4 separate regions of the Homo sapiens genome follow, and all the other regions are linked to region 2. The links are chromatin loops, found by intact Hi-C in ENCODE. Cell type or tissue: heart left ventricle. All regions are shown on one strand.

Region 1 (8,000 bases), 52 kb after region 2:
AGCTCTCCCAGGACCCCGCAAAGTAGGTCTCATGGTCCCCACTCTGCAGATGTAAAAACAGGGTCAAAGGGTGTGGGGCTGGCATGAGCAGGGAAAAGAGCGTCGGGAAAAAGCAGGCTGTGGGCAGGAAAGCCACATTCTCAATGGGCCTGCGGTGGCGCTTGCAGGTTTGTCTGGATCGGCCAAGGGGTGGGGGCTGGAGGGAACATCTTCTGCTGTAAGGCAGCTCGGTGCCCCCAACTAGGCAGGACCGGGGTAAAGCCTCAGACTGTAGATCTGAGGGCAAGAGCAAGGCGCAGGTGGAAGGGCACTCAGGATTCCTGGCCGATAAACTGGGTTCCATTCCCACTGGCCATTCAATCGCAGGTGACTTGAGGCAAGTGACCTAACCTGTCTGTGCTCGCAGCCACAGTTGGAACACCGGGAAACTGTTCCAGCTGTGTTCCACGTGTTCCAGCGGGAGTGCTTGCCTCATTGGGATGTTGTAAGAGGTCAGTGAGGACAAGGCACAGGGCACAGGGCAGGGTCTGGTGAGGTGGGCGGCCAGCCAGTCTAAGATAGTTACTGCTGTGAGTGTGAGGCCGGGTGTGTGGCTCATGCCTGTAATCTCCGCACTTTGGGAAGCTGAGGCGGGCATATCACTTGTGGCCAGGAATTAGAGACTCGCCTGACCAACGTGGCAAAACCCTGCCTCTACTAAAAGTACAAAAATCAGCCAGGCGTAGTGGCACGCCCCTGTGGTCCCAGCTACTCAGGAGGCTGAGGCATGAAAATCGCTTGACCTTGGGAGGTGGAGGTGGCAGTGAGCCAGGATTGCACCACTGCACTCCAGCCTTGGCAACAGAGCGAGACCCTGGCTCAAAAAAACAAAAAACTATCATGAGGGTGATTCCGACGCTTTTCACCTGGCACGGTGTCTGTGGGTCTTTGCCGGCTTGAGGGGAAACCTCAGTGTTGCCCTGGGGTGTGGGCCTGCTTTAGTGGAAAGAGCAGGATTTTGAGTCAGAGAGGGTTCCTACTGCCGTCAGCCTTGGCCATGTGACTTCACCTCTCTGAACCAGTCTCTTCAGCTAGAGGGTGGTGACACCTGCCTCGCCTGGCTATTGTCAGGATTCAGTAAGGAGACGGCGATGCGAGAGTCGCTGGTCATGGTAAGAGCCCACTTGATGCATTATTATTATCTGTATTATTTAGTCTTTCAGAGCCTAGGGCTGCCTCTCCAGGATGAAGGAAAGGGCACAAAGCAGGTTTCTACAGGGGAAGTTGGGGAGAGAAGAGATGCCTGCAGTTTTTCTTAACTGTGGTACCCAGGGTCCTACTTCTGTCCCTCATCCAGTCATCACGGGAGATTTTCGAGCCAGGGTACCTGAGCCATACAGCCCCCTAACTGGGTCTGTTGTGGTCAGTGGTCTGGGGCTCAGGCGGCTGGGGGGTGGGTAGGGTTCTAAAACCTCCTAGGTACTACTGGTGTGCTCACAGGTTCAGACACGTGGCTGGGAGACCCTCCTCCCAGCTGCTTCCTGTGGTTCAATGTCAGAACGGGATGAGATGCTCACCCTGCCTCTGTGTGACTGTCTGTTGCTGGGTCAGGCCATGCGCCCTCCCTCCCAGCAGTCCTCAGCCCCCATGGACGGTACAGTCATCTGAGGCGCCTTTTACACAGCACTGATGCCCAGGCCCACACCAGCCCCATCGTCAAACTGCTTGGGGACGGGGCCTGGGGAGTCTGCAATTTTCTTGTCCCTAGTGATTCTGCCTTACACAAACAGACGTTGCTCCTGAAAACTTGCCTCTCTCATTTTGTAAATCACACCATTCTCCGCACCCTAGAGAGTCACTTTCCAAAGAATTGTTGCGGTAAACTCTTTTGTGATGTGAACAGCCTCCCTCATCTGCTGTGTAGCCCAGGTTTGTGTCGGTGCCTCCCACAGTTGGCCCTACCGTGTCACAAGAAGGCAGGGAGGTCTGGGGGGCTCAGGAACCCCAGCACGCGCCAGGGAAGCTGCAGCCAGGAAGGCGAGGCAGCTGAGCTGGAGCTTGGGGCAGGCAGCAGACCCAGGGCTGCGAGGAGAGCCTGGGAAGTGAGTGTCGTGCATACCACTCTGAGGTTCAGGAGACAGGGCTGTCTCGGCTCTGCCCTCCCCCTTCCCCTCCCCTCCTGGGAGACCCTGGTCAAGGCACCTGCCCTCTGAGCCTGAGCAGCGTCCGTGGGATGTGAGTGTGGGCTGGGCCACCGCCTCTGGCCTCTCACCCGTGCTAGCCAGCGGTGGGGACATGGGGGAAGCAGAATCCTCCCCAAACCCTGCCGGCCTCTCCCCCACCCCCAGCTCTCCCCAGGCTCCGAGGAGGATGAGGCCCACGAGGGTTGCAGCCGAGAGAACCTGGGCCGGATCCAGTTCAGTGTCGGCTACAACTTCCAGGAGTCCACGCTCACCGTGAAGATCATGAAGGCCCAGGAGCTGCCGGCCAAGGACTTCAGCGGCACCAGCGACCCCTTCGTCAAGATCTACCTGCTGCCCGACAAGAAGCACAAGCTGGAGACCAAGGTGAAGCGGAAGAACCTGAACCCCCACTGGAACGAGACCTTCCTCTTTGAAGGTGAGTCTAGTGCCACCTTCCCCCGCCATGGTCACCTCTTGCTGTCTACCATCCCCCTACCCAACCACACTTGTGGCCACATGCACAGACACATATGTGTACACACACCTGCAGGCCCACAAATGCACAAACACACATGCAAGCAGATACACTTATGTGCACACCTGCATGTGTGCACAGGCACAGATCCACACATGTGCTCTCGCACACGCCCACACAGGCAACGTCCTGGCCCGGTTAACCTGATGCGTTTTGTGTCTAGTTGGGATCAGGTCACAGGAGCCCAATGGAGCCAGCATCACAGCCAGAGGCCGAGGAGGGAAGCTGGGCCACCGCCTGGTGTTTCAGCCCAGCCACAGAGCTCATCCTGAGGAGGGCAGGGAGGGAGGGAGGCACCCGTAGGACTCAGAGCTGGAGCACTCTGGAGCCACCAGATCATAGTGGTTCAGTGCACAGGCTGTGGCCCAGGCTGCCTGGGTTTGAATCCCAGCTCTTGCCACTTACTCGCTGCGTGACCTTGGGCAAGTTCCTGAGCCTCCCTATGACTTGGTTTCCTCATCTACAAAATAGAGATAATAACAGCGAGGGTTCAATAAATGAGTGAATTGTAAAAGCACTTAGAACAGTGCCTGACACCCAGCAAATGCTTAATACCAGGTTGTTAAACACACTCCATCTGTTGCCGTTCTCTGACCCCCTCCCCCGCATGGGACGGGAACCACAGCTCTGAACCATGCCTGGAGGCCGCTGAGACAAATGTCCTTTCTCTCTCCTGCAAGCCCTCTCTGAAGGCCGGTCTTTATCTCTTATCTCTGAGGATTCAAGGTAACCAGGAAGCTGGGCGTGTGATTAAGGAGTGATTTCTATCCCAGGGCCTTTGGGTGCCAGGACCCCGCTTAGACAAACCGTAACCCTTTGCCAATGGCCCCCGGTTCAACCAGGGAGAGTAAATCCCTACCCCAGCTGCCCCAAGCCCTAGCCTTCCAGAATCTTCACCGTGTACCCCAGGGACCTTTCCCCACCTGCCTTCCCAGCCACTTAGCACCCCACCTCTTCTGCAAGATGACAGCCAGGTCACCCACTAAATGGCACTGAGGGTGAGCAGTGAGTGTCCATGTGTTTCTGGACGCCCTCCTTTGCAGGCACCATGAGGGCCCGTTTAGAGATAGCTCAACCAGCAAGAGGTTCAGCTGTCTGGAGGTATATGTAGGCAGCTGGCAGGGCGAAGTTTTTGAGCAGAACTCCAATCCTCCGGTCTCTTCCACGAGCATGTACCCAGCAACAGCCATGAGCTGGGCACTCTTCTACGTACTGGGGATGTAGAAAAGAATGAGGCACCATTATGGCCCTCAGGGCATTTCTGGCCTAATGGAGACCCAGATGTGTAGATAACTCAGCCACACACAGCATGACAGGAGCTGCAGGAAGCCAGTATGAGCTCCCTTTGGTGGTGCTGAAGAACATTTCCCAGAAGAGGGGCCATTCAAAATGGGTTCTGATGGATGAGTAGGAGTTTGCCAGCTAGGAGCCTGCCTCCTCTGGTGTTGATGAGAGCTGACTGGGGTGCAGTGACCTCTTGGAGCTTCCAATATTCCCAGAACACTTGTCCTCATGCATTTTACCTAAATTGATGCCAAGGGTCCCCTGGGCAAGGTCCCTGGGAGGCTCTGAAATAAGCAAGACACAGCTTCCCACAATATGAGGAAAGGGACCCTGAACAAATTCAGAGTCTCCTCTTCCAGCTCACCTGCTCCTGTCAGAGCTCCTCGGTGCTTCCAGAGTCTCTGGGGGAAGGTGCTGGAATCTTCTAGAGCTCCTCCTTCCCTTCATCTTCTGCACCAGCCAGGCTGAGGTTCCAGGCGTCCTCCTTCCTGCTCATACCTGGTTTCAGAATCTCCTCACCTCAGGCCTCCAGGCTGGCCTGTGCCCCCCGGCACCTCCTGGGCCAGTCCCACCTCTGACTAAGCCTCCAAAGAGCTAATGACTCCTGGCTTCAGACCTTCACCTGGCCCCCTCTTCCCTTCTGCATCCCATCCAAGCCCCTTCTGCTCCTCTCCCTCTGACCTTAGCGGACACCTCACCTCAGCACAGTCCTGCTGCTCCATCAGGCCATTTCATTGGCATTGATTCATCTGTTCAATTATGCATTCACTTAACAAATATGTATTGAGTGCCTACTATGTGCCAGAAGCGGTGTTAGGCACCGAGAGCCAGTGGTTGGTAACAGAGAGGCCTTTGTGGGAATCCTTGCCTTCCGGGAGAGCCAGACAAAAATCAGGGAAAGAGACAGAGAAATCTATTACCGCGTGTGTTATGTTTTGCGGAAAAAAAGGTGCTAGAGCGGATAATGGGATCCGACACTCTCTGGGGTGCCAGGAAAGAATGCTGAGACCTGAAGGATGAGAGTAGCCAGGAGGGGGGTCATGATGGGGCCAGTGTGCGCCCGGCCCTGAGGCGGGAGGAGTCGGGGTGTTGAAGGGCCAGGAAGGAGGCCGATGTGGCTGGAGCCCAGTCATTGAGTGAAGAGAGGTCACAAGCCAAGCAGGGAGAGGACAGCCGGGCCAAATTGTGGAAGGACTTGAAGCCAAGGTAGGGTGCCCGGCTTTTATTCTAAGTGCACTGGGAGCCATTGAAAGGCTTTAAGCAGGAGCATATCATGATGGAATTTCTATTTTTAAAAGGTCTCTCTGGCTGCCGCATTGAGAATGGACGGTAGGAGAAAGCGTGGATGCGGGGAGGGCGGTTTGGAGACACTTGCAGCTGCCTAGGCAAGAGGTGCCAGCGGCTCGGATGAGGGAGGTGGCAGTAGAGAAGGGGACGCTGCGGTAGGAAGGATGGAAGCACAGGCAGGAGGAGAGGGGTGTGGAGTCACAGGACACTTGTCACCTCCTGCTTCTGTGCCTTTGCCTTTTCCCTCCCACCGATGCTTCCCCATGTCCCTCTGCCCTGAGTCCTGGGGCCTGCGTACTGGCAGCTGTGGCCACCTAGACAGAGCCACTTGCCCAGACCCGCCTCGGGACGATTGGCAGAGGCTGCTCAGCCACTGAGATGGACACAAGGTGCATGGGTGAATGGATGATCGCAGTTCTACTCTTTACTAGCTGGGAGTCTGGGCAAGTACTTTAAGCCGTCTGAGCCTCATCTGTAAGATGGACGAGATGCCATTCACCTTGGAGAATTGTTGAGGGAATCCCATGAGACGGTGACAGTTCTTGCTAGCACTTCAGTAAGGTCTAATTGCAATCCGGTGTGCCTGCTGGCCCGGTGGGGTGGCAGCGGGAGGGCACAGGGCCTGCCTCCTCTTCCCAGGGCCTTCCTTGCCTCCCGGGCCCCGTGCAGCCCCTCTGTCCCCCTCTTCACTCACACTCATCTATACCCCCAGGTTTTCCCTATGAGAAGGTGGTGCAGAGGATCCTCTACCTCCAAGTCCTGGACTATGACCGCTTCAGCCGCAACGACCCCATTGGGGAGGTGTCCATCCCCCTTAACAAGGTGGACCTGACCCAGATGCAGACCTTCTGGAAGGATCTGAAGCCATGCAGCGATGGGAGTGTAAGGCCCCATGGGTGGGTCTTAGCTGGACAGGCAGCAGGGCAGGGCTGGGAGATCTGGTCCCAGACCCTTGTCAACCTTAGGAAGGCCAGGAGGGCTGTGGGAGAGGGTGCAGATGGGTGGACCCGATGGAGCTCAGCCCTCGCTAGCAGTCAGAACATTGGTGCTTGGCACTTGGGGGGACTCACCCGATCTGTAAGAAGGAACCTAGGGCTATGTTCAGGGAACAGGGAGGCGATGGTGACCCTGGGAGGGGCAGTACACACACCTGCCAGATGGGGGGAGACAGAGTGAGACAGAGGTGACAGACAGGGGCATGGGTAAGCACCAAGGTCAGGGTAGAGGGGACCTGGGGGCAGCTAGGCCAATCAGAGAGCTCTGCTAGCCTAGTTCCCCACACCCCTCCTGTCGTGCCTCCCAGGGGAGCCGAGGGGAGCTGCTCTTGTCTCTCTGCTACAACCCCTCTGCCAACTCCATCATCGTGAACATCATCAAAGCCCGGAACCTCAAAGCCATGGACATCGGGGGCACATCAGGTACGGGGCTTCTCCAGCAGAGGATGGGCGGGCCGGGGAGGTGCTGGTGACACAAGGTTTACACCGGATGTGGAGAGCAGGGTCTGCAGTGGTCCTCACCCCAACCCGCCACACCCCGACCTCCAGTCCTCACTCCTTACCCTAGAGACCCTGGGGCCCCCCTTTGGAGCACCCTCATCTCGGACTCTGTTCAAGAATCAAGATGTCAGCATCATCCTGGATTATGTTCTTCCAAGAATCAGAAAGAGGGAACATTGTGGGAAGACCTGGGTTCTATCCCCAGCTCTGATGCTACTTGTCTGAGATTTTGGGCAAGACCTGGCCTCTCTGGGGCTCAGTTTCCTCATTGGTAGTAATAGGAGGGCCCCAGGTGATCGCTAAGGTCCATCTGCTGATTCTCCCAGGTCCCTCTTGTTCTTGCCTGGGTCTTTCCTTGCCTCTGGGGAAAGCACACGGCCCTCCTGCCTCAGCTTCCATTCCTGGAAGGGGAAAAGGATCCTAGGAAGTCCCTCCCCCACGGTCCCTCTAACCCTTCCCCACTCCCTCCCCTAGACCCCTACGTGAAGGTATGGCTGATGTACAAGGACAAGCGGGTGGAGAAGAAGAAGACGGTGACGATGAAGAGGAACCTGAACCCCATCTTCAATGAGTCCTTCGCCTTCGATATCCCCACGGAGAAGCTGAGGGAGACGACCATCATCATCACTGTCATGGACAAGGACAAGCTCAGCCGCAATGACGTCATCGGCAAGGTAGGGGCGAGGCAGGTGGTGTGGTGCACCTGCTGGCACCAGTGAGGCTCCGTTCCTTAAAAGAAGCAGCGGGGGTAGTGGACGGGCACAGGCTGGACACCAGGAGAGATTGGGATCAGTCTCCTCTCCTCTCAGGCCTCTGTTTCTTCATCCAAAAATAAGGGGATGAGATGACCCCCTCCCTAGGGTTCCTCTCTGAGTGTCCTCCTATGGGTAAGTCAGCTCAGGACAGACTGCCAGCTGAGCAGGGAGAAAAGGAGTGCAAGAGAGGAATGGCCTGGATCTCAAAAGAAAGGTTTACTGGACAGGATGATGACGTTGGAGCAGTATTGCCCGGGGTCCCATCTGCACAGGGTGAGCTGCGTGGGGCAGTGTTGGGAGCTGCAGTCAGACTCCAAAGACCTCGTTTCAGTTCCCACTCCATCTGCCGATAAACAACCATATCACCTTGGGCAAGTGGCTCGGCCTCTCCAAGCTTTAGTGTTCTCATCTGTAAAATGGAGCAACTAATACTGTCCCTGTAGAACTTTACAGGGTGGCGTAAGAATTGCTTGAGGTATGT
Region 2 (8,000 bases):
AGTGGATTTCTCAGGGTGGAAATAATAATCCTTGACTCTAGGAAGCCTGGCTCACCTGCAAACTGCATTCTCAGCACAGGGGAGGGCAGGATGCTGCCACAGACCCAGGGATTTTGCCCTCTTACCTGACCCATCAGTGAAGGGTAGGGGCAGCACCTGTATTGTGGGGAGCGTCAGTGTATGTGTCTCTTTGTGTGGGCAGCATGTCTGTGTGGGTGTGTGTGTGGGGGGCATCATGTCTGTGTGTGTGTGTGTGTGTGTGTATGTAGGTGATTACGTGTGTAGGTGTGTGCAGGGAGGTCTCTGTGCCTACCATACCACTAATGGTTCATTTCTGGGTTTTTCTTATCCTTAGGAGACAGGTCTCTTCTCCTCCCTGCCCCAGAATCAAATCATCCAAATTCTGTAGAGAAATGAGTGTTCACCTGATTTAGACTGTGCTGAGCCGGCAGAGAGGCAGAGGGGACCAAGAGAGGTCCAGGGTTGGAAGGAGAAGGAGGGATTTCCTTCCTACCCTCCGAAGTGCTAGGGTCAAGGAATAGAGGGGAGGATCAGAGGAGGAGCTGCTGCTATAGAGGGATAGCCAGAGGCTGAAAAGTCTATTTTCTTCTTTCGTGGGGCTGGGTTAGGTGAGGAGGGTCACTAGGCCAAACCTCCTACCGAGGGCAGGGATCTTAGCCCTTTCGGCTCCACCTGTGTGCGAGCTTGCAGAAAGACCGGACTGGCGGACCCAGGCTCAGCGCTGCCAAAAATTCCACTCCTGGTTTTTGCACACACCAGTCCGTCTGCCCCGGACCGCCGCGGTGTTGAGTCCGGAGCTGACGCCCTCGAGCCGCCAGCAAGCGGAAAACCCGGAGTGGATCTCCACGCCTTTTGGATCGGAGCCAAAGGGCACCTCGGAGGAGGTGGCCGGCTCTGCGGCCCTGCCCGGTGCCAGGCCGCGGCCATCGGGGGAGCACGGGCTGGGGGTGGGTCGCGCAGCGGAGCCGGATCCCCTGGCCGGACGAGCCCGGCCGTGGGGCTCGGCGGCCCTCCCCGCGGGGACTGCGAGGCGGGCGGGGCGCGGGGCGGCGGCCGTGCCCTCGGGGCGGCTTCGGGCGGCGGCGGGCGCGGGTGCAGTGCGGCGCGCGGCCGGCAGCGGGCGCAGGCGGTGGCTGTGGCCGCGGCGTTCGGCGGCTGGCGGGCGGCGCCGGCGGTGCCCCGGGCGCGCTCACACACGCGCTCACACACACACATACACACGGCCTCGTACACACACACACGCTCCGGCGCGCACACGCGGCGCGCAGGCCGGAGGGAGGCGGCTCGGCGCTGTTCGGCGGCGGCGGCAGCGTGCTCCGCGGGCGGGCGGGAGGGCTGGCGGGCGGCCCCCGCTCCCCGGCTCCGCGGCTAGGTGCAGCCCGCTCGGCCCCCGCCCTCGGACCCGCCCCCGGGGGTCGCCCGGCCCCATGCCCAGCGGCGGCGGCGGAGCAGCGCGCGGCCGCGGGCGGCTCTGAGGAGCCCGGAGGGAACCGGCGACGAGGGGACCATGTACCGGGACCCGGAGGCGGCCAGCCCAGGTAAGCGCGGCCCCGGCGGGCTGGGGCGCCCCGCACCGGCGGGCAGGACAGCGGCAGCGCCGGACGCCGTCTCGGAGCCCCAGCCTGGGGCTGTTGTCCGCCCGGAGCCGCACGGGCTCCCCCAGGGGTCATCCCAGCCCCGGGGGCGCGGGATCGAGCGGCAGCGGCTCGGACCCCGGTCCCCCGCAGTCTGGACACTGCCAGGCTGGATGTCTGGGACCGGCTTCGCAGTGTCCCCACAAGGACCTCTCCCCCACCCCTCAACAGCCCAAGGACAACGTGTGTGGCGGAGCGAGGAGCCGCTGCCCCTGTGGGAGCCGGGCAGTGCCCTCAGAGGCACCCGAGGCTCCCCAGCACCGGTGCCCCGGGGGTGCCAGCGCTGGCGGACCCCAGGGCGAGGATCCCGGCAGCTCTTGGCCAAGGTTGCGGGCACAGGGGAGCGGAGTGGCATCGCAGTGCCAACTGTGAATTGAGAGGGTGCCAGGGGGCAAGTGGGAATCTGGTGCGGCAGCTGGGCAGGGAGGTTCTGGGGGGTGGGGAACTGCAGGGGCGTTGATGGGTGAGACGGGGGTGCCTGAAGGGAAAGAGAGCAGGGGCTCATGAGAATGGGGGTGCCAAGAGAATGTTCTCCTAGGTTTGGGGAGGGGGAAGCAAACAACCCCAAACTCTCTCCCGTCCTGGGGTGGGGGAGGGCCGAACTCCTTTGCCTTCTGCTTCGCCCGCCAGGGGAGTGGCCTGGGAGCCCACTGTCTGCTTGGTATCCTCTAAGCCAAAGCCGAAGAATCTTCCCGTCTTCCTCGGAAATTGCTCTGCCATTTCCTCCTTGGCTCCTGATGCCTCCTCACCCAGTGCCCACCTGTAGGCAGGTCCCCTGCAGCTCCTGCCCAGGCTCCATCCCCGCTCCCACCTGGGGTGCTCCACCCAGTCCCAGCACCCCCAGTCTGCCAGTTCTGGCATCAGGGTCTGTTTCTGGGCTTCTCTCTGATGCTAAAAGCACGACTCCCCAGCCCAGGATGTGCTCCCAAACGAAGAGCCTCCAGGCTCCCTCCTGCCAGCCTCCTGGGGGCGGCGGTGCTGTAGGGAAGGAAGGGCTCTAAGACCCTGCACAGAAGGAGCCTGCAGCCCTGAGGCTCCTGAAGGCAGTCCAGTGGGTGCTGGCTTTGCCCACTGTTGCCCTAGCCCCACATTTGCTCTTTCCCCTCTAGGGGCAGCCTCAGCCTGTCCCTGCCTCCTGAGGAATCGGCTCCCACCCCCCATCGATTCTTTTCAGTCCAGTCGATATTGAGGACGACCCACTGGGCGCCAGGCACTGCCCTCACTCAGCACTTGGATATGAGGGTGAGAGATTCAGTCTCCTTCTCTGGAACCTTGCGCCCTTCTCTGAATGTCCTCTAGGTGAGGGCTGAAGGGGCATTGCCTGTGGAGAGCCCTCCCCTCATCTGTCTGGACCTAGGTCACCTACCCTGGCATCTTCGTCGAAGAGGCCGCCGGCTTCCAGCCCATGGCCCGTGGCAGGAGTATTCTCTTGCTCTGCTCACCTTCTTAGAAGCCAGTAGCTTAGTTCAGAAGCCAGCTCTGGGGTATGAGGATGGAAGGTAGGGAAGAAATAAGGACACTATCCATCCCCTCGCCCACCAGGCTGGCAGCCTCCCCTCTGGCCTGTTAGGCCACTGGCCTGGGGCTGTGCCCTCTCCCCTCTCCCTCCCTCCTCTTTCCTCCCATGCCTGGGCACCATGACATCACCACTCCTCCAAGCACCTCTGCCCTCACCACGGAGGCCAGCTTGACGTGCTTGGCATCTTCTAGGCAAAGGGTCTGGAGTCCAGTACCATCCCTGGTGTGCTGGCAGCCCTCAACTCTTCCCTCACCCCCTCCTTGAATGGGCCTCTCTGGCTGCAGTTGGGACCTGTCTTGCCCACCCCAGTTGCAGCTGCGGGACCCACCAGTGCCTGTGGTAGGGCAGCTGTGACTGGGAAAGGGGCTGGCCTGAGGCTGACTCCTCTCCGGTGTGGGCATTGGGCTGGGTGGGGTCAGACATAGGCTGGAGAGGGCACAGTCTGCCTTTGAGCCTAGTCATCTGGGGTCCTTGAGGAGTCAAAGATCTCATTCTGGCCTCTGCCCTCTGGCATCCCTGCCCACCTTTGTAGGCTCTATAGTTCCAGGTCAGATTTCCCTTCCCCCCAGCTCCCCCAAGGCTCCCTAGACTCAGCTCCCCAAGCCAGGGCTCTGTGTCCCCCATTTCTGCCTCCCCATCTCCCCTTGGCTGGTACTGGTTGGTACTGAGATATGCAAATTGATTTATGTGTAACTCAGGCCACCCCTCCCCTCCCCTCTGGTCTCCCAGGGGCCAGTGCCTTTTATATCCTGATCCTCTCATCCCACTCTCAGGAACACCTGCGGCCCAATCCTTAAAAAAAAAAAAATCTGTCCTCTCCTGCTCCCCTTTGCCTCATGCTGGTTCCAGAAGATCCCTGTGGTACTCCCTCCCTCATCCCACTTACTATGCAGGTCCCTAAGGGCTCAGCTACTGTGAGGACCTTACCTGACAGGTGTGGTTCTCTCCCTACTTGGGCCTCAGGCCCCCAGGCCCTTGGTTCCCTGATCTATTGTGAATGAAGAAAAGGACTGTGGGAAATAATCGGAGTCCAGTGAAGAACCCAGACCAGCCCCCTCCCATGCACACCCAGGCTCCAGCTCCACACTCTGTCCAGCCTCCCTAGACCAGACCTGCAGCCTCCCTTCTGCCCCCTCCCAGACTTCACGGCCTCTTCCTGCCCTCAGCCTTCACCCTCTGGTTCATCCTGAAGTCCCTGTTTCTCTCGGACTGCTTGTCCCCAGGCCAGGCAGGCCCCAGCAGGCCTGCAGGGGTCAGCGTTGCAGTGGGCAGGCAGGACAGCGGCAGGAAAAGAGAGAGGGAGGGAGAGGTGACCTTGCAGTGAGCTGGTAAGCAAGGCCAGAGAGGGAACCACTGGGACAGAGGTTAGGTCCTGAAGGCTGCCTGCCCTGCCCCCAGCCCTCTGTGAGCTTGTCCCTGGGAGTAGTAGTGCTTGAAGCCTTCTTTTGTCCCACCTGTTAGTGGGCTCTGTTCCCTACAGACACTCCACTAGGCAGGTCGTGACTTGGGAGCATGCAGGGCAGGGGGCCTTGGCACAGCGGGCCTCTTCTCTCAAGGTGAAGGATCCACTAGATTGTCCAGGCCAACCCTCCAGTCACTGGGCACAAGTTAGGGGAAGAGGCTGATGGCGGGTGAGGGAGGTGCAGAAGTTAGGGGTGTGGCTGAAAGGGCAGATCAAGGGTATGCCCTGAGGAACACCTGGGTTAGAGGCCAGGGCTGGAGTGTGGGAAGGTCCAAGGAGGCCTGACTGTGTCCACCCATTTCACCAACAACCTCTCTCCTCCCACCTACCTCCCCAAAGCCTGCCCCATCGGCACATGCCCGGGCCTCCCTGGCCTGCATCCTGGGCTTGAGTTAGAGTCCGGACTGAAGATCGAATGATCTCCCCACAGGCCAGGACACAGTGGAGGACCTGAGGCTGGGCAAGTCTAAAACCCAGAGGGGGTGAGGATGATTTCAATGGGGCATGGGCCAGGGTAGCCAGTGCCCCCAAGCTGTTGTGTTACCATGGAGACAGGCCCCCTCCAGGGCCCTGGTTCACACTGTTCTGTGGCCTTGCAGGGAAGCTTGATCAACAAGCTGCCCGCTTGAGGGCTGGGGCATAGTGGGGAGGGAGATAGCCCCAAAGCCCCTCCTCATACTGGGGAGGGGGTTAGAGCAGGCCGGATTGAGGTGGGAACGTACAGGCCAGTAGGTGACAGGTAAGGGGACAGCTGGAAGGCAGGTCAATAGGTGGGTGCTGGGTGAGCAAAGACAGGCCCTGGGCAGCTGGGTTCTGCTCCTGGCTGACCCCAAGCTCAGGCTTAAGGGGCATTGAGGGCAACATGGAGTGCCAGTGGGGGCTGTCTCCTTGTTACACCCTCTAGCCCGGCCATTGCAGGATGTTGTGTGGAACAGGCAGAGGAGCCGTATATGGTTCCCTCCCCCTCCTGCCCCTCCTGAGTCCCCCCATCCTACTCCCCACCCACCCCCTATTCTCTCACGGACTTTGAATCCTTATTGAATCTGATGGACCGTTTTCGTTTTCAATAACTGGTTCCCCCAGGGGAGTGAGGCCAAGAACAGAAGAACAGCAGGGAGAAGAGCTGGGAGGGGTCACGTGGGGGCGGGAGGCCCAGTCCGGAGCTGATGACCCCCAGCTGGAGAATGAGTTGGCTTGATGGCTCCTCAGAGCACTGTGGCATCACAGGTGGGCATGGGCAGCCCTGTATAGAGCTGGTCCTCTGCTCCACAGACAGTGCCCGGCAGGTGGCATATGTGGCCGAGAGGTCAACTTTCTCTCGTCGGGGCAGTCACTGGTCTGGCCAGGTGCCGGCACCAGCCTGTGCCAGGCCCAGCCCGGGTGCCTGCCTGCCTTGCCAGGGAACCCCAGCTGGTGATGCCAGGTGAATTCTGCCAGTTCCGTGGGCATGGAGGTCCCTGACCTTCCAGGCAGCAGGGGCAGCCCTGCTGGGCCCTGTCCAACTAGTGTCTGCAGGGCAGGGCTTTGGTCTCACCCAGCAGAATTCCCCAAGGGCTGGAACAGAGTTGGCAGACAGCATGGGACTTGTGGAAAGGGCTGGACTGTGCCCAGAGCTTTGGCCTGGAATTCCAGGTCCAGTTGGTTGGAAGGCGGGCAGGTGCATCCGGCCTGCTCTGGGGAGTCTCTGCAGCCTCCACCTGGAAGGACCCCTTGGGATAGAATGGACCGGGAGCTGAGGTATTGTGAGCTGGAACCCCTGCAAAGCTGCATGTTTGGGGAATTGGTATCTTCATGTGATTGAGCCCACGGGTGGAAGGGGAGGGCGGAGGCAGGGGGAGAGGCACTGTCTGTATGTGTACCTAGTGTGTGTGCGGGTGGCAGCTGGATGGCCATAATATCTGTGCTTATCGAAGTGCCAGGACCGCTGTAAACAGCAGCTAATGAGTGTATTTGTAGCGAGGCGCGTTGAGGTGCGTGGGGAGCTATGACGGAAAGCTTTAGGGGAGGGCCCCTCCCCCGGCCCTGTACCTGGCCAGGCAGGGCCTGTGTGCCAGGGACCCTGCCTACCCCCTGCCACACCCTCCCACCTGCTGGCATGGCCATGAAGGCCTCGTCTGCTCGGAGCAGGGCCTTACCTGGCTGTGTGGCATACATGGGTGTGGACGGGGGTGATCATGGGAGCTTTCATGTGTAAGATACAAGCATTTCCATGACGGTGTGGGGCTGTTAGTATGTGTGTATGTGTCTGGGTCAAACTGATCTCGCCTGTGTGTTTGTGACTAGGTCTGGTCTGTGCATGTGTGTATGCACTGCTTCCCCAGGCCCTAAGAGGAGGGCTGCCTATCATCTCTGTAGTGACCCTGATAGTGACAAACCCTAATAGTGACAAAACCAAAGATGCTGGTAAAACAGGCATATGCTGCTGGCCCTGCTCCTTCGGTGTCCTTCCTGGAGTGCAGAAGGCTGGTGGCTTCCATGGCTGACTGAAGGAGAAAGGGGGGTGACTGTTCTGCCCATTGTAGGAGACGGGAGGGAGAGGTCTGAACTCTAGCCCCAGTGGGCTGCCATAGTTGCTGCTTGCATCAGAGATTGGGGAGAACCTGGGACCTAGAGAGCCCTCTGGTTCTAGAGCCCCCAGGAGCCCCAGGAATGAGAGAGGAACGGTGCCTACCTGTTAGTCCTAGCTGGTTGGTGGAGCATGCACCCTGCCACCAGCCAGGGCAGGGTGGCATGAGGGGTGGGAGGCAGAAGGGGCGCCTGCATGAGGCTCTGCACGAGGGGAGTGGAGGAGAGAGCATGCAGCTAATGTGTCCAATTAAATTACTTCAAACCCTGCCGCGGCAGCTGCTCCCGGCGGGGCCCTGGGTACAAATTGGATCCGTCTCATTACCATGGGGTGGTGTCAGCGAGGCCAGAGAGCGGCGGCCAGCATGGCTGGCACATAGCAGGCTCTCTCCCGCTCTGCCAGGCCTGGGCCCGGGAGGGCCCCCTCAAGCATTTGCTTGCTCCAGCACCCCTCAGAGGAAGTGCCCCGCGTCCAGATACTGGGACTCCCTGCACACCTCCTTACCATCCCTGACCCCCATCCAAGGATGGGGGTCAGGGATGGCAGCCAAGGGACCCTTGGAAACACTTTCTCCAGGAATGGGGGTTTTGTGCTTTGCAGAGGGACCAGCTTAAGGAATCCCGTCTCAGGTCACCAAACACATCCTGTGTCCTCCCCTGATAATAACAATAGTATGATAATAGCAAGCCTTGTGGAGCACTCAGTATGTGCTGAGCACTTTACATATGTGCCTCCAGGGACAGCTTGCTTGAGCTAGGGCTCTAGTGTCAAACAGCTATTGATTTGAATCCTGGCAGA
Region 3 (8,000 bases), 49 kb before region 2:
ATGATAAATTTTATGTTATATGTTTTTTCTTTACCATAATGATAGACAGAGTCTTGCTCTGTCACCCAGGCTGGAGTCCAGTGACCCAGTGGCTCTCAACTCACTGCAGCCTCCGTCTCCCAGGTTCAAGCCTCAGCCTCCCGAGTAGCTGGGATTACAGGCGCGTGCCACCACACCCGGCTAATTTTTGTATTTTTAGTAGAGACAGGGTTTCACCATTTTAGCCAGGCTGGTCTTGAACTCCGGGCCTCAGGTGATCCACCCGCCTCAGTCTCCCAAAGTGCTGGATTACAGGCATGAGCCACCATGCCCGGCCTCGTAATGATAATCAAAAAAAAAAAAAAAGATCCTGGGCCAGGCACGGTGGCTCACACCTGTGATCCCAGCACTTTGGGAGTCTGAGGCAAGTGAATCACCAGGTCAGGAGTTCAAGAAAAACCTGGCCAACACGGCAAAATCCCATCTCTACAAAAAATACAAAAAGTTAGCTGGGCGTAGTGGCAGATAACTGTAATCCCAGCTACTCGGGAGGCTGAGGCAGGAGAATCACTTGAACCCAGGAGGTGGAGGTTGCAGTGAGCCGAGATCACGTCACTGCACTCCAGGCTGGGGGACAGAGTGAGACTCCATCTAAACAAAACAAAACAAAACAAAACAAAACAAAAAAACAGATTCTGGCTCTAGCCCCTGAGATCCCGTTTAAGGGCATCTTGAGTAGACCCCAGAAACCTATTTTTTTAAAATCTGCCCGGGGAATTTGGGTGCACAGCCAGGCTTGGGGACCACTGGCCAGGGGGAAGCTTTCCTCCAAATATCTCTGGAATCCTTCCACCTCTCCCACCTCCACCTCCGTCTCCACGGCTGAGACTCCATTCTGGACAATGACAGAAGCCTCCTGTACCCTCTCCCTGCCTCCGTCCTCTCCCTGCCTCTGTCCTCTCCCTGCCTTCGTCTGCCACGCGGCTGCCCCGGTGATCTTTCAAAGCACAAATTTAATCCTGTTGCATAGCTCCTTTGAAACTGTTCCATGGCCTCCCGTTGCCCTCGGTACAAAATAGAAAAAAGCACAACCTTCTCAGCAGAGTGGAGTCAGGGATTCAGCTGTGTGCACAGAGTATTACAGCAGGAAGCCTTTGGAGCCGCAGAGGTCTGTGCAAGGGCCCCGGGAGCACTGGGGAACACAGATGAATTCTGCCAGGAGGAGAGAGGTGGTGGGAAGCCTTCTCAGAGAAAGAGGCGTTGAGCTGGGCCTTGCAAGTGAGCTGGTGTTTGTCAGGAGAGTGGGGTGAAGGCAAAAGGCGGTGGCAGCAGGGGGATTCCAGGCAAGGGGGATAGCATCTGCAAAGCCAAGGAGGTGTTGGGGGCTATGTCCCCCTCAGTGCGGGCAGGGGCTAGGTGAGCTGGGAGAAGAGGGAAAGGTGAGGGTGGGAAGAGGCGGTGAGGAAAGAGCAGAGAGACTGTGAAAGTCCAGTTCAGCTGGGAAGCAGGGAGGGGGTGAGCGTCTCCATCGCCTCCCAGAGCCATCTCGCCCAGGGGCAGGTTACCAGCTTCAGGCCCTTGTCCTCACTCCCCACCCCCTGCCCCACCCCCCACTGCTTGGTGGGGGCCTTGGGCAAGGCCATCCGGTCGGGAAGGGGGACATGTTCCTTCTCTGCTCCCCCAGGGGCCCTATGGCTCCCACTAATTGTTCACAGTTCATACCCTTGGCTCTCCGCCCCCCTCCCCCAGGGCCTGCCTGGGCGCTTCTCCTTTGCCCTCACCCTTGTGTGTGTGTGTGTGTGTTGTTGTGTGAGTCCTGAAGGTCATGTGGTCACCCAGTCTCTGTCTTTGTCTGTCTAAAAGCTAGTATGGCACAGTGTGCATGTGTTTATGAACACGTCCCTCCCACCCGAGGGTTCCTAGCCTCAGAGTCAAGTCCCCCTGGGCCTTTCAAGGCTGTAAGAGGTGATTCTAGGGGCTACAGCAATAGAGACCCAGCCAGAGGGAGCAGGAGGGCTCCAGCCCACAATTCCAGGAGCCCCACGGCCAGCCACCTCCGGAGGAACACACGGCCTACGTGAAAATAGCCCGCGGCACAGCCACAGCACCTGGCGTGGCTGAATTCCTCTCCTGCCCCGCTCAATGCCCAGCACCAGCCCGACACTGCCGTAGAGGAACTCGGGAGCTGCTTGCATTTCAGAAAGGGCCCCTTCACCACAGTTAGAGAGCAAATAAATGGGTCCTCTGGGGCTGGGGCTGGGGCTGGGATTCCCTCTGTAGCCCCCTTCCCCACTGTGGAGGCCCCTTTCCTCCACACACCCTCACCCCTGCAATTCCTTACCTGGAGCAGAAACAAGGTTCTACCCAGGCCATGGGGCCTGGCCATGCAGGTCAGCCCTGGGTCCTGGTGGAGGACCCAAAGTCTCCCTGCTGAGGACCAACGTCCGGTGGCCCTAGCTGGGGTGACATCACACAAGGGGCTCGCACAAGGCTTCTGTCTTCCAGGAAGGAGATGGGAAGAGAGATCTCCCTGCAAAGGCTGGAAAAGAAATCACGTCCCAGAATTGTTGGCAGAAGGTTAATTGGATGCATTTGTAAGCTTGTTCCTGGGACAGGCATGTTAATAGCACTAAAACATCTGAAAACTTCCAGAGCTACACGGAGGAGTTAATAGGCCTGGAGAGTCCAAGGTTACATTGAGGCACCTCCCAGCAGTGGAAAGAGCAGTGGACCAGGAGCCTGAGAGCCTGAACCCCTGGCTCCTCACCACATCTCACTGTGGTCCCCAGGCAAGCCCTGGCCTCTCTAGACCTGGAAAACATTAGTGTGGAAGGCGGGTCGCCTGGGTCGTCCGAAGGAAGCCTCACTGTGGTCTTGTGTGGTGATGTTATCATTATTTCCGTTTTGTGGAAGAGGAAACTGAGATTCCTCAAATGAGGTGCAATTTGCCACTGCTGGTGCTGGGGTCAGTACTGGAGCCTGACTGCATGCCAAGGGCTAAAATCACAGGGCTGGACCAAGGGCCAGCCAGAATAGACGTTCCCTTGGTGTCCACTGGGAGGCGCCCTAGACTGCTTCTCCTAGTTGGCACCAGCACCTGAATCCCTCAGCCAGAGTGGTTTCCCCTGAGTGATCTCTGGACAAGGTGGGACTGGGGGCTGCCAGCTCCTGGGGCAAGGTCAGGAAGCTTCCTGGTCCTCCCTCCCCATCCTAGCCACCTCCATGAAGGAGCCTCCTGCTCTCACCTTCCAAGGGCAAGGGAGGGAAGAGTGAGGTTTCAAACCTTCCCTCCTCAGGCCCCTGGGGAGCCCATGTATCAGATTGGAGTCAGCTATAAATGTCAGAGGCTCAGAGAGGGTTAGTCACTTGCCCCAGGTCACATAGTCACGTCCGTCTGATTCTGAAAACCTAAACTTGGTCCTGATTCAGGCGAGGCTCACGGCAGATGTGGTGGGATTCCGTCGGTCACATGGCCCACAGCAGGCAAGAAGGTGCTGGTCAGCTGGGCCTGCAAGTCCCACTGGTGGCAAAAGGGCTGAGTCTCGTAGAGGGGGTTCCTACAGTCACTTGAGGGTCCAGGGCTGCGTGCAGGTAGTCAGGGCCAGGCATGGGAGCTCGTGAAAGGGCAGGAGGAGGCATTCAGCCAGTGGATGTCCTTGGCATCAGGGTCCGTGTCTGTATCTGAAAGTGGGCATGTAAGTGGGGGATGGGGTGGAGGCAGAGGGCTGCGGCTCAGGCCCAAGACCCCAGGTCATGCTCGCTCAGAATTCAAGTTTGTCAGCTTGTTAGAAGAATGAGGATGGTGACAGCCGGGGATCTGGGGAGGAAGGAGGCCTTTGGAGATGGGAGTTGGGGAGGCTGTGATTGGGGGATGTTGAGCAATGGCTTGAGGAAGTCGAAGGATCAACCTTCCCGAGTATTCCGAGTTGGTCTGGAGCTGACGGGGAGTGGCTGGGCTGGGTGAGGGGAGGTGACAGTGACATTGAGTTTGGGGACACAGTGCTCATCTCTCCCTGCTGGGCTTTCTGGAAGGTGGAGGACAACAGGAGGGAAGCCGAGCATCCCAGGACAGAGCTTTGCAAAGTTACAGCTGGTTCCTGCCCTCTATACTCAACTCTAGCAACTGTGACTCTCTCCTAGAGCAAGCCTGACCCTACTGAGACCCCTACCAACATAGAGACCACCTAACCCAACCCGTTACTCAGGTCACCTCACCACAGCAGAGGCAGGAGCAGGCCCAGGGCTGGAGAGAAGCCCATCCCCAGGCCCCAGGGCTCACAGCAAAGCCAAGGAGACAAGCAGCCACCAGGTGCACCGGATTAAGGCTGTCCAGGTAGGGGGCTCCATTTCCCCGTAGACAGAGGTAGCCAAGGGGACTATAGGGCTAGAGGAGGCATCCTGGAAAATCCCAGCCCTTCCCCAGCAGGTCACAGAACCGGCTCTCCCAGCTGAGGCCCTTCCCTCCCAGCAACATGTCCAGGGGCACCTGACTTGAACTATAAATAGAGGATGACGGAAGGCTCCGGAAGCCCAAGGGAGGGCAGGAGAAAGGAATTCTGATTCTCCCCCAGCGAGGCCCTGCAAGGCTGCACTGACAGAGCAATCTCTTCGAGGTTGGATAGGAGTGCCCCTGGCATTGGAGGTCCAGGAGGGCCATTCAGGCAGAAGGAACAGTCTGGGGAAGCAAGGAATGGAGCAGGCAGGTGGCTCTGAGAGGCTGGACACAGGCTGCAAGGGACTGCGGCAGTTCCTGAGACCCAGTGGCCAAGGGCCCTGAATGTCAGGCTAAGGGCTTTGTTCTGGAGACCTGAGTCTTGGTCTCAGGGCCGTTCTGGTTTTGTGGTGAGGAGTTAAGAGTAACACACAATGGGGGGAGGGGGGAGGGATAGCATCGGGAGATATACCTAATGCTAGATGACGAGTTAGTGGGTGCAGCGCACCAGCATGGCACATGTATACATATGTAACTAACCTGCACAATGTGCACATGTACCCTAAAACTTAAAGTATAATAAAAAAAAAAAAGAGTAACACACAAGGCCGGGTGCAATGGCTCACGCCTTATAATCCCAGCACTTGGGGAGGTTGAGGCAGGTGGTCACTTGAGGTCAGGGGTTCGAGACCAGCCTGGCTAACATGGTGAAACCCTGTCTTTACTAAAAATACAAAAATTAGCTGGGCGTGGTGGTGCACACCTCTAATCCCAGCTACTCGGGAGGCTGAGGCAAAAGAATCGCTTGAACCTGGGAGGCGGAGGTTGCAGTGAGCTGAGATTGTGCCACTGAACTCCAGCCTGGGCAACAGAGCAAGATCCCATCTCAAAAAAAAAAAGAGTAACACACAAGAACATGTAACATACAAGAACAAGGTCACCTGGAGCAGAGTACCAGAAAGTACATGGCCATCTTTCCCCGTGGAATGGAGGAATACCATGGTGTGCCAGAGACTATAACTATTCCCCAACATCTGTTCTGTCTTCTTTGCCACGGAACCCCTGATTTTTGCTGGGCAAACAACCCCCTGAAATACAAGCTACATTTCCCAGCCTCCCTTACAGCCAGGTATGGCCATGTGTATAAGTTGTAAGAAGAAGTGCCACTCAGAGGCAGCAGGTTGCACCCTGTTACCTCTTCTCCCTTTCTGCTGGAAAGGAATATGCATGTGATTGCTCGAGCAGGAGCAGCTATCTTGGATCATGAGGTAGAAGCCCCATGTTAAGGATGACCAAGCCACAAGAAGGAAGTGATCTGGGTTTCTGATGTTTGTGGAGCTGCCACACCAGCCCTGGACCAGAACCTCCAAATATTGTTTACTCGAGAGAAAAATAAACTTCTATATTATAGTTTACCACACAGTTTCTTAAGTTTTCCTTCAGATGAACATAACCTAAGCACATACAGGAAAGGAATTAGCCTCGAAAGAAGAACCTCAGAATTTTATACGTCTTTTTTTTTTTTTTTTTTTTTTTGAGATGGAGTCTTGCTCTGTCGCCCAGGCTGGAGTACAGTGGCACGATCTCAGCTCTCTCCAACCTCTGCCTCCTGGGTTCAACTGATTCTCCTGCCTCAGCCTCCTGAGCAGCTGGGACTACAGGCACCCACCACCACGCCCGGCTAATTTTTTGTATTTTTAGTAGAGACAGGGTTTCACCATGTTAGCCAGGCTGGTGTCAATTTCCTGACCTCGTGATCCGCCCACCTCGGCCTCCCAAAGTGCTCGGATTACAGGCGTGAGCCACTGCGCCTGGCCTTACCTTTTAAGTATTAAGAGGTATGCTCTGATTACATTCCACATATCGTCTCTCATGAACTTGCTGCAGAACCTTCCTTCCAGGTGTAGGGGTGGAAAAGGCATGATACCTCTTCTCATCCATCATAAGGGTCACGGCTGACACTCCTATACCAAAAGACAGAGAGAAGTTAACAAGAGAAGAGCATAACAAATGTATTTAATCAAAGTTTTACATGACATGGGGGCCTTTGGAAATGAAGACCCAGGCCAGGCGTGGTGGCTCATGCCTATAACCCCAACACTTTACGAGGCCGAGGTGGGTGGATCACTTGAGGTCAGGAGTTCAAGATCAGCCTGGCCAACATGGTGAAACTCTGTCTCTACTAAAAATACAAAAAATTACCTGGGCATGGTGGTGCACACCTGTAGTTCCAGCTACTCGAGAGGCTTGAGACATTAGAATTGCTTGAACTCAGGAGGTGGAGGTTGCAGTGAGCTGAGATCATGCCACTGCACTTCATTCAGCCTGGGCAACAGAGCAAGACTGTGTCTCAAAACAAACAAACCAAAAAAAAGAAAAAGGAAAAGAAATGAATACCCAGACTGTACAGTACCTTTTTATGCAAAGGTTCGATGAAGAATGGACAGTCATATAGGAATGTGATTGGACCAGCTGGGCACAGTGGCTCACACCTGTAATCCCAGCACTTTGGGAGGCCAAGGTGGGTGGATTACTTGAGATCAGGAGTTCGAGACCAGCCTGGCCAACATGGTCAAACCCCATCTCTACTAAAAATATAAAAATTATCTGTACTTGGTGGTGGGCACCTGTAATCCTAGCTATTTGAGAGGCTGAGGCACAAAAATCACTTGAACCCAGGAGTTGGAGGTTGTAGTGAGCCGAGATCTCACCACTGCACTCCAGCCTGGGCAACAGAGTGAAACTCCATCTAAAGAAAAAAGTGATTGGAGGCCGGGCGCGGTGGCTCACACTTGTAATCCCAGCACTTTGGGAGGCCGAGGCAGACGGATCACGAGGTCAGGGGATCGAGACCACGGTGCAACCCCACCTCTACTAAAAATACAAAAAATTAGCTAGGTGCGGTGGTGAGCACCTGTAGTCCCAGCTACTCGGAGAGGCTGAGGCAGGAGAATGGCGTGAACCCGGGAGGCGGAGCTTGCAGTGAGCCGAGATTGCGCCACTGCACTCCAGCCTGGGTGACAGAGCGAGACTCCGTCTCAAAAAAAAAAAAAAAGTGATTGGAACAAAAGAGTATGACCTAAAGGTAATAGGCCAAGGGAAGGAACCCAGCGAGGCCTGTGTGTGTACATTCTTCTTGGCCTGTCTGCCATATTCCTTATTTCTGGGTATGGAGCAGGACCCCGCTGGAGCGAGGGTCTTACGGCCTACTATCAGACCAAGTGGAGTCAGAGAATTTCCTTATGGCCAGCTGCTACACAGAAAAGCAGGGGAAGGTAAGAGTAATAGTTCTATTTTCTTTTCTTCTTCTTTTTTTTTTTTTCTTGAAACAGAATCTCTGTCACCCAGTCTGGAGTGAAATGGCACAATATCAGCTCACTGCAAACTTCACCTCCTGGGTTCAAGCGATTCTCCTACCTCAGCCTCCCAAGTAGCTGGGACTGCAGGCGTGCGCCACCATGCCTGGCTAATTTTTGTATTTTTAGTAGAGACGGAGCTTCACCATGTTAGCCAGGCTGGTCTCAAACTCCTGACCTCACGTCAGGCTGGATCTCAGCTCACTGCAACCTCTGCCTCCTGGGTTCAAGAG
Region 4 (8,000 bases), 130 kb after region 2:
AACTCTTCTTTTGCAGCTATAGGTGATGATAAATCTACCCATCTCCTTTAAAGACTGATGTTGTCCTGGATAGCTTAAACTTTCTACCACCCCTCTAACAAACTGCTAACAACACTTGTTTCTTAAGCCACAAAAAGTACTGCTGGCCTGAAGCCACCTATCCCACCAATGCCATCTTCCCTGACAGGAAAATTCGAACACCACTCCTCATTCCCAGAGGGTTCACTGGGAAACTGAGGTGTCAGGAGTTAGTTTCACTGGGTACTGATCAGTGTCATCAACTTGATAGCTGCGGGATGGTGAGTCCACTGTCCTCAGATACTACAGAACATACTATTAAGTGGGGCTGTCAGCTCAAAAATCTCACAGACCTGCTTGCCATCTACAGCTGTTTAGCTTATCATTAAACCTTCCTCTCTTTGTCTAGCCACAAATAGCTGCAGATGGACTGAAGGATAAATGAGAGACCCCAACTATCCCATCGGAATCTTTTCCCAGTGATGTTTAAAAATATGAACCAGGTCTGTATTGGTGCCACCCTGGCTGGAGCAGAAGACATACCAGATGACCTCCAGATAACACTCAAAGCCAGTAAGAGTGCTTCTACAATGACCCCCAAAAGACACACTCTGTCTAAGGCACAGAAAGCTCCAGCACAAGGTGTTTGGCTTATGGATTTTTAAGACTTAGGATGATTAAAAGGAAACGATGGAAAGAGAACAGCCTTTCCTGACCCAATTTAAGGTGTCACGTGGAGAGCCTGTGCAGGACTCACAAGACCACTTGAGTCGGTCAGGACAGGGCCAGACGCTCATATGCCCCACACAGGCTCTGAATGAGGTCAGTAAGCAGGGATGTGTCAAAGTAAAAGGAATGAGTCTAGCTTCTGTGCATTAGCGATCCTTCGGGGGCTGCTGGCCCTTGCTATATGTTTATTAATTCCTAAAAAAATGCACTGTGGCCGGCCTAGTTTTACTTAATGCCTAATAAAGGGAAAAACTGTTTACATAGCATCCCTGGGCCTGACAACTGAGCAGGTGAACTTAGCAAGATCCTTCACTTTCAAAGATGACACAATCCAGCAGCCTGGGAGGAAAACAATTCCTCTAGAAGCATGCCATTCCCAGGTGAAAGCGGCAGCAATTGAACATTGTGTTAAATAAGACAAAATCAGGATAAGAAGGGATCAAACCCGAGGGGGAGAAAAGTTCCAACTACATCCTTGGCTACTGGGGTTTGTTGCATAACGTGCAAAGGATAAATGGGTAAGTCACCGCCCAATTCATGTGCACTTCGTACAGTCCAGATCTATGTCTATATATAAACTCCCGGCCTGCTTAACATTCTCCCCAGGGTACATAAATGCAGCCCGAGAGAATAGCCAGAGTCTTCAGCAAGCTCCCAGGGAGACGTCTCCTTCCTCGCCTGCCCTGCTTCTGCGAGTCTCACTTCCATTCCTTGCTTAGGGGAGAGTGCTAGATTTTTCCATCAAAGGTCTTGTCACCAGGGTCTGTTTTCTCTCTCGTCTTCACTGGGAGGTAAGACATTCTGTGGTTCTATTAATAGGCTCAGCTTTCTGACCTGCAGATGAGAAACCCTGGATGTAGCTATGGTGACCTCATTGATATGCCAGGCAATTTGTGTTAGGGACAGGTTTTAAGTCTCAGACTGAGGCTATGACTAAATGCTGACATTCATATCTAGAGTACATACTGTGCAAGTTACCATGTAAGAGCTTTGTGTGTTTCATCTCATCAACTAGCTGAGACAGGAAGCATTGTCATCCCCATTTTATAGATGAGGCAACTGAGGCTCAGGTCAATTCATGTATCCAGCAGGTAAGCAGCAGAGCCAGGATTTAAATGTGTAACCAGTGCACTGCGCTGCTTCCTCACAGAAGCTTCACTGGGTGATCAAGTTCAGATCTACTCACTTGGCGAAGCACCTGGCAGATTCCTACCCACCATGTAACACAGAGGTCATGTCTCAGAACTGTCACATCTATTTGCCACAGCTTTCCCAAACAGAGACTTCTATTAAATTTCCAGCAGTAAGGCAGTGTGTTCTAGTAGAAAGTTCAAGAGCTTTGGAGGCAGACTGAGCTATACTAAATTCTGCTTTTTCGACTCAATAGCTACCTGACCTTGGACAAATTACTTCCTCTCTCTGAGCCCACTTTCTTATGTATAAAATACAGGTAACACCACTAGTCTAGAGTGCTGTGAGGCTTAACTGTGATTACGTAAAGGCTAGATCTCTTCCCTTCCCTCCTGAGCCACCAGGGATACTGAAGAGCAGGCAGGAACCATGAGGTGGCTCTGTAGGAACCCTGGAGCTCAACAATGCTGGAAACATGTGCGTGTGTAGTCCCTGTGTGCGGCTCCTATAATCACCAACCACCTGCTCATCAAATCTGGCCGACCTTCTTCTAGTCAACACCTTTAGATGCACCTGGTCCAGTCTGGGTGACTGATTCTACTGCCTAGATTACAGCTCTGAGGGCAAAACCCCTCCAGGGAGGGCACCACTAGCAACACAGAAGTCACACAGCCCTAGAGCTTTTAAAAACACTTCTAACTAATTCATTCTAATATATTATTTCTTATGTATTATTATTTAGTCAACTAATTGTGAAGACTGTAGGAATGAGGGGGAAAGTTTTCTATAGTGCTACATGAAAATAAAACCTGTAATTGTGAACTTGTAAAACTCTATAAACATGACTATGGGTTATATGAAAATAGACAAAATTAAAATTAATTGTGAGGGCTGGGAAATTGTAAATTTCCTTTTTTCAGTATGCTTTAATAATTCTCTTTCAAATTACAAAGTGCACGTTTTAAAGAAAGCCCAATGATGAAGATGTTGACTCCTAAGCAGTGTGCCCACACCACTCCTGCCTGTGGCCCTCATTCTGCCTGCTGTGCCTTTGAAGGATTCAGCTCAGGAGGCTGGGATCAGCTTCCCTTCGCAGAAGGAGCCATACCAGGTTGGAAGTGGGGAGTTCCACTTCAACAAAGCCCTGGGCCACTGAGGGCGGGGAGCTGCAGGGAGGGCGGGAGGCTTTCCATACAGCACGCACAGCTGGCTGCCTCTTTTCTTTGAGTACACTTGGGCTGAGGCAATGAGCAAGCACAACTGCTTCGCCTGCAGTGCCCTCTCGTGGCAGACTTGCCTCTAGAGATAGCAGCCAGGCAAAGCCTGCATGCCAGCGCTGCTGACAAATCACTTTTGAGGCTCAGAGCTGAACAAAAAAGTATGAGAATGAGTCACATTGTGCATTTACATGTATGTCCTAGGAGAGGGTTATGTCCATCACTTGAGGCAGGACCAGTGGTCTGGGGTAGGGCAGCTGGGCATCTAAGAAGCCGGAAGCAAGGCTAACGTCCATCATAAGTAGTTACCATCCACAGACTGAACCCCCATGCCAGGCCGTGGAGCACAGCTCAACGTGGCTTTTCAAAGAGGTACTCAAGATCTGGGGCACGCAGTCTCTGCTCTTTGTTTTTGTTTTTAGCAAAGTCTCTCAGCAGGGCCATGACTTCATTTTCAAATATTTCTGGGGCTGGTTTAGCTTCTGCAAGAGAAGAGTGGGCAGAAAAAATTATGCCATAGTCAGTCAATGCTCAGGTATGAGAATCTTAAAACTCGAAACACTGGCCAAGAACCACAGATGGATATATAGACTGTCTCCATCCTTCTTCTAAATATACACGATGTTAGCCTATACCAGGGGGTGGCAAACTGTGTGAGCCTATATTTGCAAGTCGTTTTATTGGAACAGCTGCTCCCAATGGTTTACATATTACCCATGCTCCTTTTGTGTTATGACAGCAGAATTGGGTACTTGCAACAGAGACCATATGACTACAAGTAAAATACTTACTATCTGGTCCTTTATGAACAAGTTTGCTGACCCCTGGCCCGCACAATCTTGGCTGTACTATTTTGCTTTGCATTTGGCAATTCCATTGTTCCCCAGACATTGTGTTTTCCCTTGCAATGTATATATCTCTTGAAACAAAAGCTCTCTCCTTTGTCTATCAGTTAGAGGTCCTCAGTTTTAAGAGACAGAAACTAATAACTCTAGTAAACTTAAGCAAAAAGGAATTTATTGGAAGGATATTGGAGGCACACAGAACTGTCATGAGCCTAAAGAACCAGATTTCAGTGAACGGGCAACATAGGCACTGAGTCAGAAGAATGAGAAGGCCAGCCTCAGTCTACGGCAGTGGGTCTGGCAGTGTGCTGCTCCCCCTGACCTTTCTCTACACCCTTGGGACACTTATTTAAGATGCCAATTACAAGCAAAGCCTCCCACTGCCAAAGCCGAGGCAATGTGCTCCAGAATTACCCTTCCACCAACACTAGGTACGACGCCAGGAGAGAGAATTCCTCAAAACCAAGTCAGATTCTCCCTTACTCAGCACAGGGCCTGGCATCTAGTGAGGGCTCTGTTTTCATGTGACAATCAACATAAGATCAAAGAGGTTTTGGCTTCCCCCAAGAAAGTAGAAAGTTGGAAAGAATATTGCACTCACTGTAACAACAAGAAAAAGCCAGATAAATTACAAATATTATGACTTTTCTCAAAGATATCAGAGAACTGAGGTCACGAGGCAACCCAACAGACGAAACCTAAGGAAAAAGAGGCCCTTCAAAGGAGAAACGAGAGCCATGCACTTGCTCACCTGTGGCAGGCACAGGAAGAAGAGACACTGGACATCATACAAATGGGTAAAAGGAATTCAGCTAAAAAAATTTTTTTTTTTGTTTGAGACGAGTCTCACTCTGTCGCCCAGGCTGGAGTGCAGTGGTGCGATCTGGACTCACTGCAAGCTCCACCTCCTGGGCTCACGCCATTCTCCCGCCTCAGCCTCCCGAGTAGCTGGCACCACAGGCGCCCGCCACCACGCTCGGCTGATTTTTTGTAATTTTTTTTTTTTTAGTAGAGATGGGGTTTCACTGTGTTAGTCAGGCTGGTCTTGGTCTCCTGACCTTGTGATCCGCCCACCTCTGCCTCCCAAAGTGCTGGGATCACAGGCGTGAGCCACCACGCCCAGCCAAAAAAATTTGTTTTAAATTAATACAGACAGGGCCAGCCTTATGTTGCCCAGGGGAGACTGCAGTGGCTAGTCAGAGGTGCAATTCCACCACTGATCAGCACAGGAATTTCGACCTGTCCCATTTCCAGCGTGGGCTGGTTCACCCCTCCTTAGGGAATCGGGTGGTCCCCTGCTTCTGAGAGGTCAACATACTGTTGCCAACTTTACAGCAGACACCTGATTGGTATAGAGCACTGCAGCCAAGAATTCCTGGGCTCCAGCGATCCTGCTGCCTCAGCCTCCAGGGCAGCTGGGACTGCAGGCCTGTGCCACTAAAATTTGCAATGAATTGTTAAAAGCCAAGTGTGGGCTAGCATGAGTGTATAAAACCACAGACACAGGCTGGGCACAGTGGCTCACGCCTGTAATCCCAGCACTTTGGGAGGCCGAGGCGGGTGGATCACGAGGTCAGGAGATCAAGACCATCCTGGCTAAAACGGTGAAACCCCGTCTCTACTGAAAATACAAAAAATTAGCCGGGCGTGGTGGCGGGCGCCTGTAGTCCCAGCTACTCGGGATGCTGAGGCAGCAGAATGGCATGAACCCAAGAGGCAGAGCTTGCAGTGAGCCGATATCGCGCCACTGCCTCCAGTCTGGGTGACAGAGTGAGACTCCGTCTCAAAAAAAAAAAAAATTAGCCAGGTGTGGTGGCACGTGATTGTAGTCTCAGCTACTCAGGAGGCTGAGGCAGGAGAATCGCTTGAACCTGGGAGGTGGAGGTTGCAGTGAGCCGAGAGGGTGCCACTGCACTCCAGCCTGGGCGACAGAGCCAGCTTCCACTCTAAGCACACGTTAACGCTAGACACTAGTAATGCAATGAAGGTAACCAAAGCAAAAACAACCCAAGCTGAGCTTACCTCCCAACTCACTGACTTGATCCCCACACTAACAGTAAAGTAGAAGAAGCATCCCCAATTGTAAGCATAAATACAATTATGAGAAAATTACGAGACATATACACAAAAGAAGAAAAAAACAACACACTGTCAAGGGACAAAGAAATCAACAGAAGCAGACTGAGGGATGACCCAGATGTTAGAACTATCAGACAGGGAATTTAAAATGACTATGACTAATATTAAAGGCGCCAGTGGAAAAAGCAGACAAAATGTATGAACAGATGAGAAATTCTAGCAGAGTTGGAAACTCCAAAAGTCAAATGGAAATGCTAAAAACAAATACAGTAGCAGATATGCAGAATGGTTTCAACAGGCCCATCATGAGATTTGACATCATCAAGGAAAGAATTAGTGGAAGACAGGTCAATAGATATTATCTAATACAAATAACCCAAACTGATGCACAAAGAGAAAAAAGAATAAAAAACACAAAACAGAGAACCCAAAAGCTGTTGGACAGACTGAGCACAGTGGCTCACGCCTGTAATCCCAACACTTTAAGGGACTGAGGCAGACGGATCACTTGAGGCCAGGAGTTCAAGCCCAGCCTGGCCAACATGGTGAAACCCGTCTCTGTGAAAAATACAAAAAAATTAGCCAGGCATGGCGGCACGTGCCTGTGGTCCCAGTTGCTCAGGAGCCTGAGGCACAAGAATCGCTTGGACCCAGGAGGCAGAGGTTGTAGTGAGCCAAGATTGCGCCACTGCTCTCCAGCCTTGGTGACACAGCAAGACTGTCTCAAAAAAACAAAAAACAAAACCCCCACAACAGCTGTTGGACAATATTAAACCATTTAACTAAGTATAACTAGAATCCTAGAAGGAAAAGAGGGAGAAAACAAAGCAGAAGAAATAGCTGAAGGGGTAACAGCTGAGAATTTTTCAACAATAATAAAAGATATGAAAACACAGATCCAAGATGCCCAGAGAACCCAAAAGCACGATAAATATCAAATGCCTACATATATAAATATCAAATAAATACCTATGTATATAATATTGAAACGGCTAGAAACCAAAGACAAAATATTGAAAAGATTCAGAAAGAGAAGACACATAAAAAGGAACAAAGATACAGCAGACCTCGTCACAAACTATGGAAATGAGAAAACAGCACATGGTAACACCGGAGGGAATATGAAGCTGGTGATGCACTGAAGGTAACCAGAGCAAAACCAAAGTCCAAACCCAGCGGAACTCCTGACTACCCGATCTTGTACACTAAGAGCTGGCGGTAGAAGTGTTTCTATTTAACAGAAGAAAAAACATTGTGACCCTCGAATTCTATATCCAGTGAAAGTATCTTCCAAAATGGAAAATCTGGCCAGGCATGGTGGCTCACACCTGTAATCCCAGCACTTTGGGAGGCCGAGGCAGGTGGATTGCTTGAGCTCAGGAGTTTGAGACCAGTCTGGGCAACATGGCAAAACCTCATCTCCACAAAAAATACAACAACAACAAAAATTAGCTGGGCATGGTGCTGCCGGCCTGTAGTCCCAGCTATTCTGGAGGCTGAGGTGGGAGGATCGCTTGAGCCCAGGAGGTGGAGCCTGCACTGAGCCATGACTGCACCACTGCACTCCAGCCTGGGTGACAGAGTGAGATCCTGTCTCAAAAAAAAAAAAAAGGGAGGAGTGGTGGGGGGCGGAATTTGAAGAGACATGTCACCAAATATACATAAAGGGCTGATAAGCCCTTGAAAAGATCCTCAATATTATTAGTCATTAGGGACATGCCAATTAAAACTATAGTGATGTACCAATATATACTTCTTGGAATGGCTAAAAACAAAAACAAAACCCTGATAATACAAAGTGTGGGTAAAGATGTGGAACACCAACCCCTCCCTTCACATCCAACACCCTGGCAATCACTGATTTGTCCCTGTAAGTTTTGCCTTTTTCAGATTATCATGTAAACAGAATCACATTCTTGGAGTCCAATTATGTACTGAGTATGTACTTGTTGAGTCTGATCTTTTTTTTTTTTTTTTTGAG

The links. Peaks named below come from ENCODE experiments on the same cell type or tissue, not always from the same donor. Only the 100,000 strongest peaks of a DNase experiment are listed, where the experiment ranks them.
Region 1: a loop joins it to region 2, with 4 times the contacts of the local background. A loop is called at or near these places in 20 of 110 quality-filtered maps.
Region 3: a loop joins it to region 2, with 6 times the contacts of the local background. A loop is called at or near these places in 49 of 110 quality-filtered maps.
Region 4: it touches region 2 in a loop (5-fold over the local background); 14 of 110 quality-filtered maps call a loop at or near these places.

Annotation. Positions count from the first base shown.
Region 1 is chr11:61,522,513-61,530,512 of GRCh38, reverse strand. SYT7 (synaptotagmin 7) reads left to right here. Exons shown (of 13, transcript NM_001365809.2): 9 at 2,328-2,598; 10 at 5,981-6,150; 11 at 6,572-6,686; 12 at 7,239-7,438. Among named protein-coding and RNA genes, the nearest start is that of LRRC10B, 18 kb to the right of the region's middle. RefSeq lists an enhancer at 51-550. In heart left ventricle, no CTCF peak of the experiment used is centred here; no DNase peak of the experiment used is centred here; H3K27ac peaks cover 304 bases.
Region 2 is chr11:61,574,349-61,582,348 of GRCh38, reverse strand. SYT7 (synaptotagmin 7) reads left to right here and starts at 1,273. Exons shown (of 13, transcript NM_001365809.2): 1 at 1,273-1,559. The coding sequence starts at 1,529. It overlaps LOC105369331 (a long non-coding RNA gene), which reads left to right. Exons shown (of 5, transcript XR_950166.3): 5 at 356-943. RefSeq lists silencers at 823-982, 993-1,142, 1,163-1,252. In heart left ventricle, CTCF peaks have their summits at 853, 1,598, 4,420 (motif pointing right), 5,918 and 1 weaker place; DNase peaks (open chromatin) are centred at 818, 1,168, 4,446, 5,978 and 1 weaker place; H3K4me3 peaks cover 1,585 bases; H3K27ac peaks cover 897 bases.
Region 3 is chr11:61,623,360-61,631,359 of GRCh38, reverse strand. It overlaps the pseudogene RPLP0P2. Among named protein-coding and RNA genes, the nearest start is that of SYT7, 46 kb to the right of the region's middle. RefSeq lists enhancers at 1,736-2,717, 4,073-4,633, 4,634-5,196 and a silencer at 2,909-3,203. In heart left ventricle, a CTCF peak has its summit at 3,033 (motif pointing right); a DNase peak (open chromatin) is centred at 3,049; H3K4me3 peaks cover 217 bases; H3K27ac peaks cover 1,562 bases.
Region 4 is chr11:61,441,518-61,449,517 of GRCh38, reverse strand. It overlaps SDHAF2 (succinate dehydrogenase complex assembly factor 2), which reads right to left. Exons shown (of 4, transcript NM_017841.4): 4 at 2,785-3,577. The coding sequence ends at 3,447. It also overlaps the pseudogene RN7SL23P. Among named protein-coding and RNA genes, the nearest start is that of SDHAF2, 15 kb to the right of the region's middle. RefSeq lists an enhancer at 2,429-3,176. In heart left ventricle, a CTCF peak has its summit at 3,179 (motif pointing left); a DNase peak (open chromatin) is centred at 3,147; H3K27ac peaks cover 2,271 bases.